3 separate regions of the Homo sapiens genome follow, and all the other regions are linked to region 3. Evidence: chromatin contacts called from ENCODE Hi-C or POLR2A ChIA-PET data. All regions are on one chromosome and are shown on one strand. The core of a region is the stretch at or near the end of the contact, and the rest is flanking DNA. Distances in the headings are between cores, read along the strand shown. Region 1 overlaps LOC105369325 (a long non-coding RNA gene). Region 2 holds the start of CCDC86 (coiled-coil domain containing 86). Region 3 holds the start of SLC15A3 (solute carrier family 15 member 3).

Evidence for each region. A loop is a pair of places that touch in the nucleus more often than their neighbours do. ChIA-PET counts read pairs that join two places held with the same protein, here RNA polymerase II (POLR2A). Pooled maps may share reads with other maps.
Region 1: a loop to region 3 is called in a map of CD14-positive monocyte, with 5 times the contacts of the local background. The contact joins the enhancer-like site here to the promoter of SLC15A3 in region 3. A Hi-C loop is called at or near these places in 1 of 168 maps with a recorded cell type or tissue (CD14-positive monocyte), 3 of 37 single-sample maps with no recorded cell type and 8 of 50 pooled maps. POLR2A ChIA-PET finds 5 or more read pairs at or near these places in 7 of 52 experiments (B cell, BJ, CD8-positive, alpha-beta T cell and 4 more).
Region 2: a loop to region 3 is called in a map of B cell, with 5 times the contacts of the local background. The contact joins the promoter of CCDC86 here to the promoter of SLC15A3 in region 3. A Hi-C loop is called at or near these places in 7 of 168 maps with a recorded cell type or tissue (B cell, GM12878, IMR-90 and 3 more), 14 of 37 single-sample maps with no recorded cell type and 13 of 50 pooled maps. POLR2A ChIA-PET finds 5 or more read pairs at or near these places in 3 of 52 experiments (activated CD4-positive, alpha-beta T cell, activated T-cell and naive thymus-derived CD8-positive, alpha-beta T cell).

Annotation. Positions count from the first base shown.
Region 1 is chr11:61,026,960-61,031,181 of GRCh38, forward strand. LOC105369325 (a long non-coding RNA gene) reads right to left here. Exons shown (of 2, transcript NR_188502.1): 2 at 1,904-3,436. Among named protein-coding and RNA genes, the nearest start is that of LINC02954, 26 kb to the right of the region's middle. RefSeq lists a silencer at 1,718-1,777. Within about 2 kb of position 1,577, at least 4 of the 41 ENCODE cell types and tissues checked have a DNase peak (open chromatin) inside an H3K27ac peak, as active enhancers do; they include CD14-positive monocyte and CD8-positive, alpha-beta T cell, where a contact is called at or near this core.
Region 2 is chr11:60,840,221-60,844,208 of GRCh38, forward strand. CCDC86 (coiled-coil domain containing 86) reads left to right here and starts at 1,893. Exons shown (of 4, transcript NM_024098.4): 1 at 1,893-2,662. The coding sequence starts at 1,905. It overlaps CCDC86-AS1 (CCDC86 antisense RNA 1), which reads right to left. Exons shown (of 2, transcript NR_182293.1): 2 at 1,586-1,760. RefSeq lists enhancers at 983-2,182, 2,089-2,318.
Region 3 is chr11:60,949,768-60,953,798 of GRCh38, forward strand. It overlaps SLC15A3 (solute carrier family 15 member 3), which reads right to left and starts at 2,409. Exons shown (of 8, transcript NM_016582.3): 1 at 1,227-2,409. The coding sequence starts at 1,784. RefSeq lists silencers at 1,692-1,851, 2,172-2,401 and an enhancer at 2,582-2,721.

The DNA.
Region 1 (4,222 bases), core at 327-2,826, 76 kb after region 3:
CTATCCTGGCTGAGGGCAGGTGCCCCCTCCCTGGCTCCCTTCCCCCAGCTCGTCCCACTTGCCCAGCCACCCACCAAGTGCAGAAGGAGGGGGAGGGGAGGGAGTGGTCCCCAGGGCCATGGGCTCTGGCTGAGATTCATTTTCCTTCAAGCCCCCTGCTCACAAAGAGTCCCTCTACCTGCGAGGTCTCCTGCCTCCCCTCCCTACGCTTAGCCCGACCAGGCCCACAATCACTGCCTCCTCTTCATTCTTCCACACAGTGGGGAGACAAAATGATCCTCGTCCAGACACTCACAGACACATTCCCCTCCATGGCCTCCAGGTCACACACACGGCTCTCCCTAGAAACAACAGCACTGGGTCCATGGGGCTCCGCTTCCTTCCCATGGCCTCCCCTCTGGGGTGACCATCCCTCCCTCCAGGCCTCACTCTCTGCCCTGGTTTCAAGGCAGGTGAAGGCTGTTTCTTATCTGAGGATGAGATACTAAAATAACTGGGGTCAGTAGCCCCCCTCAACTTTTCTGCATAGCCAAGACACAGCAATACCCTTCATCGCATCACTCCGATAGTCACCCTCTTTTCCCCCTTCTGTGGCCGGTGCCGTGACTTCCTGCAGTCTGCTCTGCGTTTGCTGCCCTTGCCTGCAGTCCTCCCACCTTCTTGGCAACCTGAAGACTAGGTGGGTGCATCCTGCGTGCAGCAGGAGAGACTCGGTACATGCTAGAGATGTACAGCCCCAGACGCATGTCTGTCCCTGCAGGACCCTCTCAGCTCATGCCCACGCTCACCCTCTAGCAAGAACAACCCATCCTGTAAGAGAGCCCTTCTGTGGTCCAGGGCCAGGCAAGGCCACCCACCGCAGCCTTTCGTCCCCAGGCCACCTACCCTGGGGATAGCTAGTGTAGGGCTGGAAGCAGCCAAGTCCTCCTGCTAACATCAAAGCCCCTCTGGCTGTGGGGACCCCTCTGAAGTACATGGGTGATGGCAGTAGCATTAACCCTGGAGCTCTGCCCAGTAAAAACCCCAAGATCCCCTCCCTCCCTTCCTGTTCCAGGAAACTCACCTCTTCTGCCCATACTCAAGTCTTCCTACTGCTTTGTCAAGCTCTCTTCTCCTTTCCTGATTTTATGGCTTGTTCTTTCTTTCTTTTTCTTTTTTTTTTTCTGAGCCAGGGTCTTGCCCTGTTGCCCAGACTGGAGTGCAGTGATATGATCATAGCTCACTGCAGCCTTGACCTCCCAAGCTCAATCAATCCTCCTACCCCAGCCTCCCAAGTACCTGGGACTACAGGCACACGCCACCACTCCTAGCTAATTCTTTCTTTCCATTCTTTCTTTTCTTCCTTTATCTCGCTCTCTTTCTCTCTCTCTTTCTTTTTCTCTTTCTCCTTCCTTCCTTCCCTCCTCTCCTCTCTCTCTCTTTCTTTCTTTTGACACGAGGTCTCACCATGTTACTCTCAAATGCCTAGGCACAAGCGATCCTCCCACCTCAGCCTCCCATAGTGCTGGGATTACAGGCATGAGTCACTGTGCCCGGCCTGCCTGTTCTTTCACTGAGACATGTTTGAGATTTGTATGCACCTTGCACGCACCCAAAAGCACACTTTCCTCCCAGCCCCTCACTAGTATCTGGCAGAGAGCCCAGAACCCTGACTCTGCCCCCGAGAGTGAGCTCCCTGCACACAGGCTGGCACAGCCTTGTGTCACCACTTTATTGACTGTTCTTAACTCACTGACCCAAGGCCTGACCATCCCAGTGGGATGAAGCCCCAGGGGCAGAAGGAAGTTGATTTAAGGCAACATTTGTCAAAACTGTAATCCATGTACATCTTCACAGTTTTTGCTTTATCTGTAGACCATTTGTTCTTTGGGTCACTTGATAGTTTTTCTTTAAGTGGACTCACTTATTTAAAACTTAAATTTATTTAAAAAGGAATTTTTAGACATCTTAAAAAATATCTGGCAGGTACTTTTCAAAAATGCCAATGTCATAGAATACAAAGACTCAAAAACTGTTTCAGATGAAAAGAGTCAAAGAGGCATCCCGAGTGAAGGCAAGGCATGACCTGACGTTTTCTTTTGCCATAAAGGACATTACAAGGACAGGCAGTGAAACAGGAAGGAGGTCTAGTGACTACAGGGTTATATCAGTGTTAGTTCCCTGATTTTGAAAAGTGTACTATACTTATGTAATAAAATAGTCTTGCTTTTAGGAAATACACACTGGAGTACTGACACATTTAGAGGTAAAAGAGGCCTGGTGCGGTGGCTCACACCTGTAATCCCAGCACTTTGGGAGGCCGAGGCAGGCGGATCACCTGAGGTCAGGAGTTCAAGACCAGCCTGGCCAACATGGTGAAACCCCATCTCTACTAAAAATACAAAAAATTAGCCGGGCGTGGTGGTGGGTGCCTGTAATCCCAGCACTTCGGGAGGCTGAGACAGGAGAATCGCTTGAACCCGGGAGGCAGAGGTTGCAGTGAGCCGAGACCACGCCATTGCACTCCAGCCTGGGTGACAAGAATGAAACTCTATGGCAAAAAAAGGAAAAAAAAAGAGGGATCCCAACTGAACGCAAGGCATGGCCTGGGGTTTTCTTTTGCCATAAAGGACATTACCAGGACTGGCAGTGAAAGAACAGCATGCTTTTAAATAATTCAGAAAAAAAGTGTGTGTGTGTGTGTGTGTGTGTGTGTGTGTGTGTGTAGGTAGGTAGGTAGGTAGGTAGTTTGGTGGGGAAGGTAGGGGGAGACACAGAGAGAGAGATTGGGAGAAAATATTAACACTAAGGGAATCTGGGTGAAAGGCATCCAGGAACTCTACTATGCTCGCAACTTTTCCGTATGTCTGAAATTGAATTAAAATTTAAAACAAACTCAAGGGAAGCTACATTGCCATTATAAATGGAAAACCAGTATCACTTGGTATACGTTGAAGATAATTGTAAAATAAAGTAATGCTGTTACTTTTGCTGGACACATTCGTCCACTAGAGTCTGAGTCTAGGACCCGCCTGTTCTTGGTTCTGTGTCGAGACGGGCAACGATGAGAGGGGTTAAAGACATCCTCGAACCAACCCGAGACACTCTCCTTTCTGTCATGAGAAGGACTGGTGCAGAGCTGAAAAGGGCATCATTTTCTCACTGTGTGATTCTGTGATCTTCAGAGTCCTGTCCTATGGCTTCAAGTTCAGGAACATTTGTTTCGTGAAAGTTTAACTGACACTGTCAGGGCCAGTTCCAACATGCAGCCCTGGCTCTGAGAGAGAAAACATGGTCCCTGCCCTCAGAAGCTCAACAGCGTGGGCAGTCATGGGTCCTGGGATGGAAGAGCTCGCTTCTCTGGATCCCAAAGTTCCTGGAGTCCCAGGAATCCAGAGGGGTGATTCAGGGCCAGCAGGTACCCCAGGAGCAGACACCCAGCAGTAGTGGCTCAGAACTGGCGAAGACAAAAGAACATCATCAGTGTGCGAGAAGTAAGGTGGCAGGAACTGGGCCCACAGTCTTTCACGGGGCAGCCTGATGCCCTAATCCATTTAGTGTTTGTTCTGATTCTTCCTGCTACCCGCTTCCCATTCTGCTTCCTTCTGACTGCCAAGGCGCCTTTCTATCCATCTTTCTTCAGGGCATATTTCATTTTCTTAATTAACTTTTTATTTTAGAATCATTTTAGACTTACAGAAAAATTGCCGAGTCATTTTGTACACCCCATACTCAGTTTCTCCTATTGTTAACATCTTACATTAGCATGGTAAATTCATCACAATTAATGAACCCATATTGATACATGATTATTCACCAAAGTCCACATATTATTTGGATTGCTTCAGGGTTTCTGTTTGGCTTGGTTTGGTTTGGTTTGGTTGGTTGGTTGTTGTTGTTTTTTGATTGCTTGTTTGTTTGTTTGAGATGGAGTTTCACTCTTGTCGCCCAGGCTGGAGTGCAGTGGCACGATCTCGGCTCATAGCAACCTCCGCTTCCCAGCTTCAAGTGATTCTCCTGCCTCAGCCTCCCAAGTGGCTGGGATTACAGGCATGCGCCACCACACCCGGCTAATTTTTGTATTTTTAGTAGAGATGGGGTTTCACCACGTTGGCCAGGCTGGTCTCGAACTCCTAACCTCAGATGATCTGCCTGCCTTGGCCTCCCAAAGTGCTGGGATTACAGGCATGAGCCACCGCACCCGGCTGGTTGGTTGATTGTTTTGTTTTGTTTTGTTTAAGAG
Region 2 (3,988 bases), core at 643-3,142, 110 kb before region 3:
CAAAAATAATAATAATTTTTAAAAGAAAGCAAAGGAGTGTAAGGAGACAGGGTCCCAACAGCGATCGCCACACCAGGCGCTTCTGAAAATTTCAGGAGTCTCCTCTGGGCCTCTGCACACCATGTATAATGACAATGACAAACTGAGCTCATGTGGGAGTAGGGGGTTCTGGGCCAGAGCCCATCTGATGCTGAGGTTGACAAAGTGCCTCCAAATGTCTGGGGGCCACCCAAAGGCCTCCTCTAAAACACATCTCCCTCTCTCTGGTGAAAACCTGAGATCACCCTCTGAAGTATTTCAGGCTAGACTAGGATATGATCCAATCGGCACTGGAGAGTGATCCCTCCAGCTGGGGACAAGAGCTTAGGAGGCAGGGCAAGCCAAGGGGGACTGGAGCAGGGCAGAGGGGCATACAGTCTCCTCCAGCACTCTGGCAACACCTGCCGGGCTTGGTTCTGAGTGTCAGATCATTGGGGTCTCCAGGCAGGGGCAGGGCATTTAAGGAACTGAATGGAACTCACTCCTCTGACAGTTGGGGGGTGGAAGAGCTGGGCAAGGAGGTGTCCCGGCTGCTTCTGCTGTGGACAGCTGCATGGCCGGAGAGGAGCAGTGAGGCAGGCAAAGCCCCCCTGCAGGGGTCTCCTTGACTCAGGAACATGAGGAAGATGAGGACACTCTGATCCCTGATATTCTTGGACAATTTCCCAGGCCCTCTCACAAGCCCGCAGCTGGAGAAACAATGGTTTCTAAAAGAAACCACTGGAATGTCAGACGGGGCCCTGGGACCTTTAATGGCCAACCCCAGGCAGTTCCAAGAATTACACAACTGGGCCACTTCCAAGATGTTCTTCCTAAGAAGCATGCTGTAAGTAAATCAAAGCCCCACTCCTAGGTCTCACACGAAAGTCTCCACAGCCCCACATTCCCCAACCCCACATCCCGAGAGTCTTCTCTAGGCCTTGGGAGGTCCAGAAGTCAACACCTGCTCACTGGTGAGGTCCCAAAGTGCTTAGTAAGCAAAGTACATTTACAGGTGAATAGCAAGGGAAGGGAGGGGAGGCGAAGCAGGTTCACACACGAGCAAAAACCACTGTCTGGGCTGAAAGGAAGATCGGAGATGATCCAACCCGTTTCTAGAACTGGGGTAGAAGAAGAGGGACGTGGGAGGATATGCAGCTGGTCGAGGGCCCAGGTGAGCCACAGGACAAAGGTGGTGCATCTTATTGGTACCTCAACTTCCCTCACAAACGTTGAAAACGCTGAAAAGGGAGGGAGAGCTATGGATTATATACGGAAGCACAGGACGGAAGAATCAAGAGTGTGAACAATTAACACAGAAAAGACCGATCTTCCACCTCCAGGACCCCCAGGTAGCAGTCCCTCAGGTAGGTGGGAGGAGGACTCTGACAGGATCATTTGGGATGCACGAAGCTAGTGCAAAATGACCCCTATTACAAATGAGAAAACAGGCCCAAGGAGGGCAGGACTCTGCCCAACTGCACCGGAGTTGGCTGCAAAACATCCACTGGGCCTTGCCTATGGGCTCCTCGGACCTTTTTTCGACTCTGTTCTCTCCCTGAAATGGGTCCTCCCACTTTCCCTTTTCTACTTGCTCGCTCTTCTTTCCCCAGGAAACTTTGCAAGAAAGGCAAAAGCGAATCCCAGGAAAAAGACTGGCTCATCAATCACATGTTGACTGCGCTCGCGCGAATTGCGCATGCGCATGCTGAGCCCCACTCTCCCCAACCCCGGTCCCGCCTCTCCACCCCTCACCAACATGGCCGCCTCAGCAACAGCCCCCCTCCTGTGCGTCACGGACGCGGCGACTCCTGACGTCATAGGAAGGCGCCGGTTTCGGCGGGGGCTGCACGTGCGCAGGGGTGTGGAAACTTACCGGCTGAGCCATGGATACACCGTTAAGGCGCAGCCGACGGCTGGGAGGCCTAAGGCCCGAATCCCCCGAGAGCCTCACCTCAGTTTCGCGGACGAGACGGGCCCTTGTGGAGTTCGAGTCGAACCCAGAAGAAACGAGGGAGCCCGGGTCTCCTCCGAGTGTGCAGCGGGCTGGCCTGGGGTCCCCCGAAAGGCCGCCGAAGACAAGCCCAGGATCACCCCGTCTGCAGCAGGGTGCAGGCTTGGAGTCACCCCAAGGGCAGCCAGAGCCAGGCGCAGCGTCCCCCCAGCGTCAGCAAGACCTACACCTGGAGTCGCCTCAAAGACAGCCAGAGTACAGTCCTGAATCCCCACGATGTCAGCCGAAGCCAAGTGAGGAGGCACCAAAGTGTTCTCAGGACCAGGGAGTACTGGCCTCGGAGTTGGCCCAGAATAAGGAGGAGCTGACCCCGGGGGCCCCCCAGCATCAGCTACCGCCGGTCCCAGGATCACCAGAGCCTTACCCCGGTCAGCAAGCTCCCGGTCCGGAGCCCTCTCAGCCACTACTGGAGCTGACACCCAGGGCACCTGGCTCCCCCCGGGGTCAGCATGAGCCGAGCAAGCCACCTCCAGCTGGGGAGACGGTGACAGGCGGCTTCGGGGCAAAGAAGCGAAAAGGTTCTTCATCCCAGGCCCCAGCGTCCAAGAAGTTGAATAAAGAGGAGCTTCCTGTAATCCCGAAGGGGAAGCCCAAATCGGGGCGAGTGTGGAAGGACCGCTCCAAGAAAAGGTGAAGTGGGGGACAGCATGGACAGGGGTGGCGTTCTCTATGGTGTTGGGACCCCGCCTTTGCCCTGCTGCAGCCTGGAGAATAGCCCCAGGGTTAGAGAGAGCTCACGTTAGTGGGGATGTTAGCAAACAGGTAATTACAATCAGAATGTGGTAAAATGCCCTGGGATCCCGGAGAGGGTGGGGCCAGGCCCTCAAAGATCAATTTCTCTGATGCCTTTCCTCCTCAGGGTCCCTATGGGCCTCTCCTGTAGCACCTCAGGTCTGTATTCGTTCAACAGACATTTACCGTTGTCTGCCCTCTCTAGTGAGAGAAGCAGAAGCAAGTAAACCAGCCATTACTTGATCAAAGCAGTGAGGTCTTCATCCAATATAGTCTATTACAGTTATTTGCCTTTAAGATAAAAAGTATTACTGAGCACTGATTATATAAGGATTTACCAGTCAACAGCCTTAATAAGGATTTACCAGTCAACAGCCTTTCAAACATGGAACAGCATGTGTCATCACGCTTAATCTGCACGTCAGCCCTGTGAAGCAGGCGGTGTTATTATTCCTGTTTTTTGTGTGAGGAAACCAAGGCTAAATGAGTGGTAGGCACAGGACCTGAGCACAGATCTGATTCCGAAGCCTGTGTGCAAAAAACCCCTTTACCCAATCCCTGTAGATCCACCTTGAATTGGATTGCGACCTTCTTAAGGGGCAGGCACGAGATCTTTCTTGTCTTTCTGTGCCAAGGGCATAGTAAATGCCCAATGAATGCTTATTTAATGAAGGAACGAAGTAGCTCATCTGAAGAAGGAAGAGTGTAGGCTGCCATGAAGGAGAGGTGTGGGATTCAGTTCCAATTCGAGCTAATGGGAACCACAGGGGAGAGTCAGGGATGTATGCCTGTGAGGGACCATGAGGAAGGAGGGTGTTTTTAAGGAAGAAGCTGACTCTGTGCCAGGCTTCGTGCTAGGCCCTTTTCTTGTATCCTTAAAACCCTAGGCTGTGGATATTATCCCCCCACCCCTGATGAAACAGAAGAAACTGAGGCTTACAGAGTAATTTACTGCAAGTCTCCCATGGGAGAGACTTTGAGGCTAGAGTGACTGTAACTGTTGGAGAAGTGGATGATGGCACTACCCCTCTGCCCTGTCCCAGGGGGTCACAGGAGAATGGCAGGGCCGTTGATGGCCATGTGGAACTGGAGGAGGCTGGTTCAGGTGGGAAGAGGGTGATGAGCAAGTTGAGCGGGTGAAGCTTGGGGTCCTGGTACTCACGCTGCAGGTGGGGAGATGGGCTTGCTGAGCTAGAGGGGGCTGGGCCCATGCAGAGGTGGGGA
Region 3 (4,031 bases), core at 1,159-3,658:
TGAGACAAGAAGAAAGTGCAATTAGTCCAGTGGCCTGATCATACCACTGTGACAATCTTTTTCCAGTTTCCTTTCGTTGACACCTCGTCTTTCCACATGGCTGCAGTCCTATCTGTATGCAGTCCTGCCTCCTGCTTTTGCTCATTTACACCATATGTGGTTATTTTAATAATATTACATTTTAGTCTAAATTATTGTCTAATATCCCACTGGGAACAGCTATCAAAATATAGCCGTGTTGTTGGGCATTTACTCATTCATTTAGCAAATACTTATTAAATTTCTTCTACGTGCCATGCTCTGTTCAAGGGGGAACGGAGAAAGGCTCAGAGGTTGAGCTAAGGGAGAAGACCAGGCAGCCCATTCAGGATATAAATGAGTTCTTGCCCATGTGGCTCCAGCTAGTGAAAGGCAGAGCTGGGATCTGAGCAAGTCGGCCTGACAGCCTCTAGCACTGCTGGTAGGAAGAAGCTGGCTTGCTCCTGCCCTGCCCGCACATCCCCATAACACACAGAGAGGAGGTTCATGGTGGGACCTGGAGTCCAGCTGCCTTTACTCGGCTCCTCGACCCTCCATGTCACCTTGGGCAAGTTGATTAATGCCATGAAACCTCTCAGTGTCTTTCTCTGTAAAATGGGCATAATAATTCCTACTTCCTGGGTGGTGAAGAGTATTAAATCAGTTAAACAGTGAAAGTGCTTAGCATAGGGCCTGCAAGTAGCTCAAAAAAGACCAACCTGCCTGGCGTGGTGGCTCATGCCTGTAATCCCAGCACTTTGGGAGGCCTAGGCAGGTGGATCACCTGAGGTCAGGAGTTCAAGACCAACATGGTGAAACCCCACCTCTACTTAAAAAAAAAAAAAAATTACAAAAATTAGTTGGGCGTGGTGGCAGGCCCCTGTAATCCCAGCTACTCTGGAGGCTAAGGAGGGATAATCGCTTGAACCCGGGAGGCTGAGGTTGCAGTGCGCTGAGATCGCGCCATTGCACTGCAGCCTGGGCGACAGAGTGAAACTCCGTCTCAAAAAATAAAACAAACAAAAAAACAACCATGGTTATTCCCACTGCGGTTGCCATCGGTTTTGCAAGGGCTAGCCCCCCTCTTCTTTCAAATCAGGAAACTAGTGCAGGCAGGGGACCTGGTTTGTCCCAGGTCACGCTGGGGGCCAGCCCTCCTTCCCTCCACACCCGCCGGAGTATGCCGGGGCAGGCCTCCTGCCACTCACCTGGTCGGCACCGAAGGAGGTGAGGTTGCTCCGGACGGAGCTGGCGGCCAGGCCGAGTAGCAGCAGGCCCGCGTAGAGGACGGGCGCGCAGTAGGGGCTGGGCGAGGAGCGCGGGCAGCCGGCCGAGGGGCAGGCAGGTCCCAGCGGCGACGCGGGCATCTCTCCGCAGAAGGAGCTGCGGCCGTCGGGGAAGGCGGTGGCGGGCAGCAGGCCCGAGGCGGCCAGGTAGAGCAGCAGGCTGAGCGCGACCGCGCGGTAGCGGCCCAGGTACACGTCGGCCAGCCAGCCGCCCACGGGCGCCAGCAGGTAGGAGGCGCCCAGGAATACCAGCGCGGCGCGCGTCGCCTGCTCGCCGGTCCAGTTGAAGTTGGTGCTGTTGAGGTACAGCACGAGGTTGGCGGTGACGCCGAAGAAGGCGGCGCGCTCCAGCATCTCCACCAGCAGCACGGCCGCGCCCGCCGCCCGCCGCCACCGTCGAGGGCCCCGCGCACCGCGAGGCAGCAGCGGCTGGCGCTCCCCGGGCACGCGGGGCTGCTCCCGGGCGCGCGGCGCGGGCATCCTGGCTCCGGGCTGGGCCCCCCGCGGCTCTTCTCTCCTCTCCTCTCCCCGCCTCAGAGCCCTGCACTCCTGCCCCCGGGCCTCGGCCCTCTCCCCCACCCAACTGGCTGGCCCTCCTTTCTCACCGCTTTGGCCCACCCTTCCCTCCTGTCCCCTCTCCCTTTCTTGCCCTACCCTTCCTGTCCCTCCGCTCACTACCCGGACTCTACCACCTCCTCCCTAATTCTCAACTCCCCTCTCCCTTCCCCCACCCCTAAGGCTTCCTCCCCGCGCCTCTCCTGCAGCTGTTTCTCCCTAACTCTCCCCTCTCCTCCCTCCACCTTGACCCTTCCTCGCACTCTTGTTCACACTGCGACCCTCCCTGCTTCACTTCGCTGCCCCTCCGCCTCCCTTTCCCCTCCCCGTTTGTCGCCCCTTCCTGTTGTCCCCTCTCCTTATGACTCCTGGCCTGCCCTGGGCGTGGGGTGGGGGCTCCCTCTGCCCCAGTCACCCTGCTGCCCCTTGCCGTCTTCTCCACCTCCTCCCTGTCCCCCTCACCCCCACTGCCTACACTCCCCTCTCAGTCCCCTGCAGCCCTCCCCCCAGGCTCAGCCTCTGTCCCTCTCTCGGCTTCTTGAGAAACTCTGGGCTCCCCTCGCTTCCCCTTTCACAGGCCCTATCCGCAGTCCCCTGCCTGCATCACATGGCGCTACTGGGTGTTTAGGAGAAGTGAAAGCCTGGGTCACAGGGCTCCTGCCCGGTCAGCTTTCTAAAAACCTCCCTCCTTCTCTACCTCTGCCTCCTACCCCAAACCCCCGCTGCTGGCCTCCTTAGAGCCAAAAAATTCCAGGAGGAATTTTTTCTTTCAGTTTCATTTCTCGCCAGGATTCCACTTTTGCTTTACCCTCTTCCAATCAAACTCCACGCCTCCACCCGAGGCGCCACGGGTAGAAAGAAGTGGAAAGGCTACCTGCATCATTTGGTCACACTCAGCCATTTCACAGATGCAGAGACAGACCCAGTGGGGCTAGGGCAGGAAGGTGGAGAAAGATTGGTTCCTGGTAACTGAACTAGGGGTGAAGCCCTGCCCCGGGCTCCTGAGTGGCAGGGAAATTCACAGCGCAATTCGGATTGCACAGAGGCTGCTGTGAGGAAGGAAGTGGGGCACTTTCAACAAGCCTGCGGGCCATAGAGGACCACAAGTGAGTCGGGATTGAGAGGGACACCGACCTCAGACTAAATCAGAGTCAGCCTCAGAACTCCTAAGCACCAGCCCCACCCTGACCTAGGAGCCCGGGGGATCTGGCCTCTGCTCTCCTCTGATCTCATCTCAGCCCCATGTTCACTCAAGTCCAGCCAGCCGGCCTCCCAGGTTCCCCTTCCATGCTAAGCTCCTCCCTGCCTCAGGGCCTTTGTCTTTGCTGACCCCTCTGCCATAACTGCTCTCCCTCCATATCCTTGCATGGCTGGCTGCTTCTCTTTATTGAGGTTTCAGCATATATGTCTCCTTTGTAGGGACCTTCCCTGATTTTCCCATCTAAGTAGTTTCCTACTGGATTCTCAGCATCCCCCATCACATTGTCTTGTTTTAATGTCTTCAGAGCACATATTACTTGTTCAGTTAGCACCAGTAGAATAGGCCCTCCATCAGATCAGAGACCTTTTCTAACTCTTCACTGTTTTATTCTCAATGGCTTCCCAGTGCTTGGCAAATAGTAGGTGCTCAATAAGTATTGCCTGAATCAATGAATGGAAAGAGTGTCCCAAGGCAAAATTTGTAAGAATAATAATATCAGGAAAGCTAAAGCTAAATAAACTGAGTCTCACAAAAGCTATAGATACCAGCAAAAAAAGCACTATAGATACCAGCAAAAAAGCGAGGGATTTTTTGTTGTTGTTGTTTGTTTGTATGTTTGTTTTGAGACGAAGTCTCACTCTGTCGCCCAGGCTGCCATGCAGTGGCACAATCTCGGCTCACTGCAACCTCCACTTCCTGAGTTCAAGCAATTCTCCTGCCTCAGCCTTCTGAGTAGCTGGGATTACAAGCGCGTGCCATCACGCCTGGCTAATTTTTGTATTTTCAGTAGAGATGGGATTTCACCATGTTGGTCAGGCTAGTCTCAAACTCCTGACCTCATGATCCACCTGCTTCGGCCTCCCAAAGTCCTGGGATTACAGTTGTGGGCCACTGTAAGTTTTTAACATGTTAGAGAAGCCAGGCCAAGAGGATGGTGAGAAAGCAAAGCCCTCCATCCCAGGTCTTCCTGC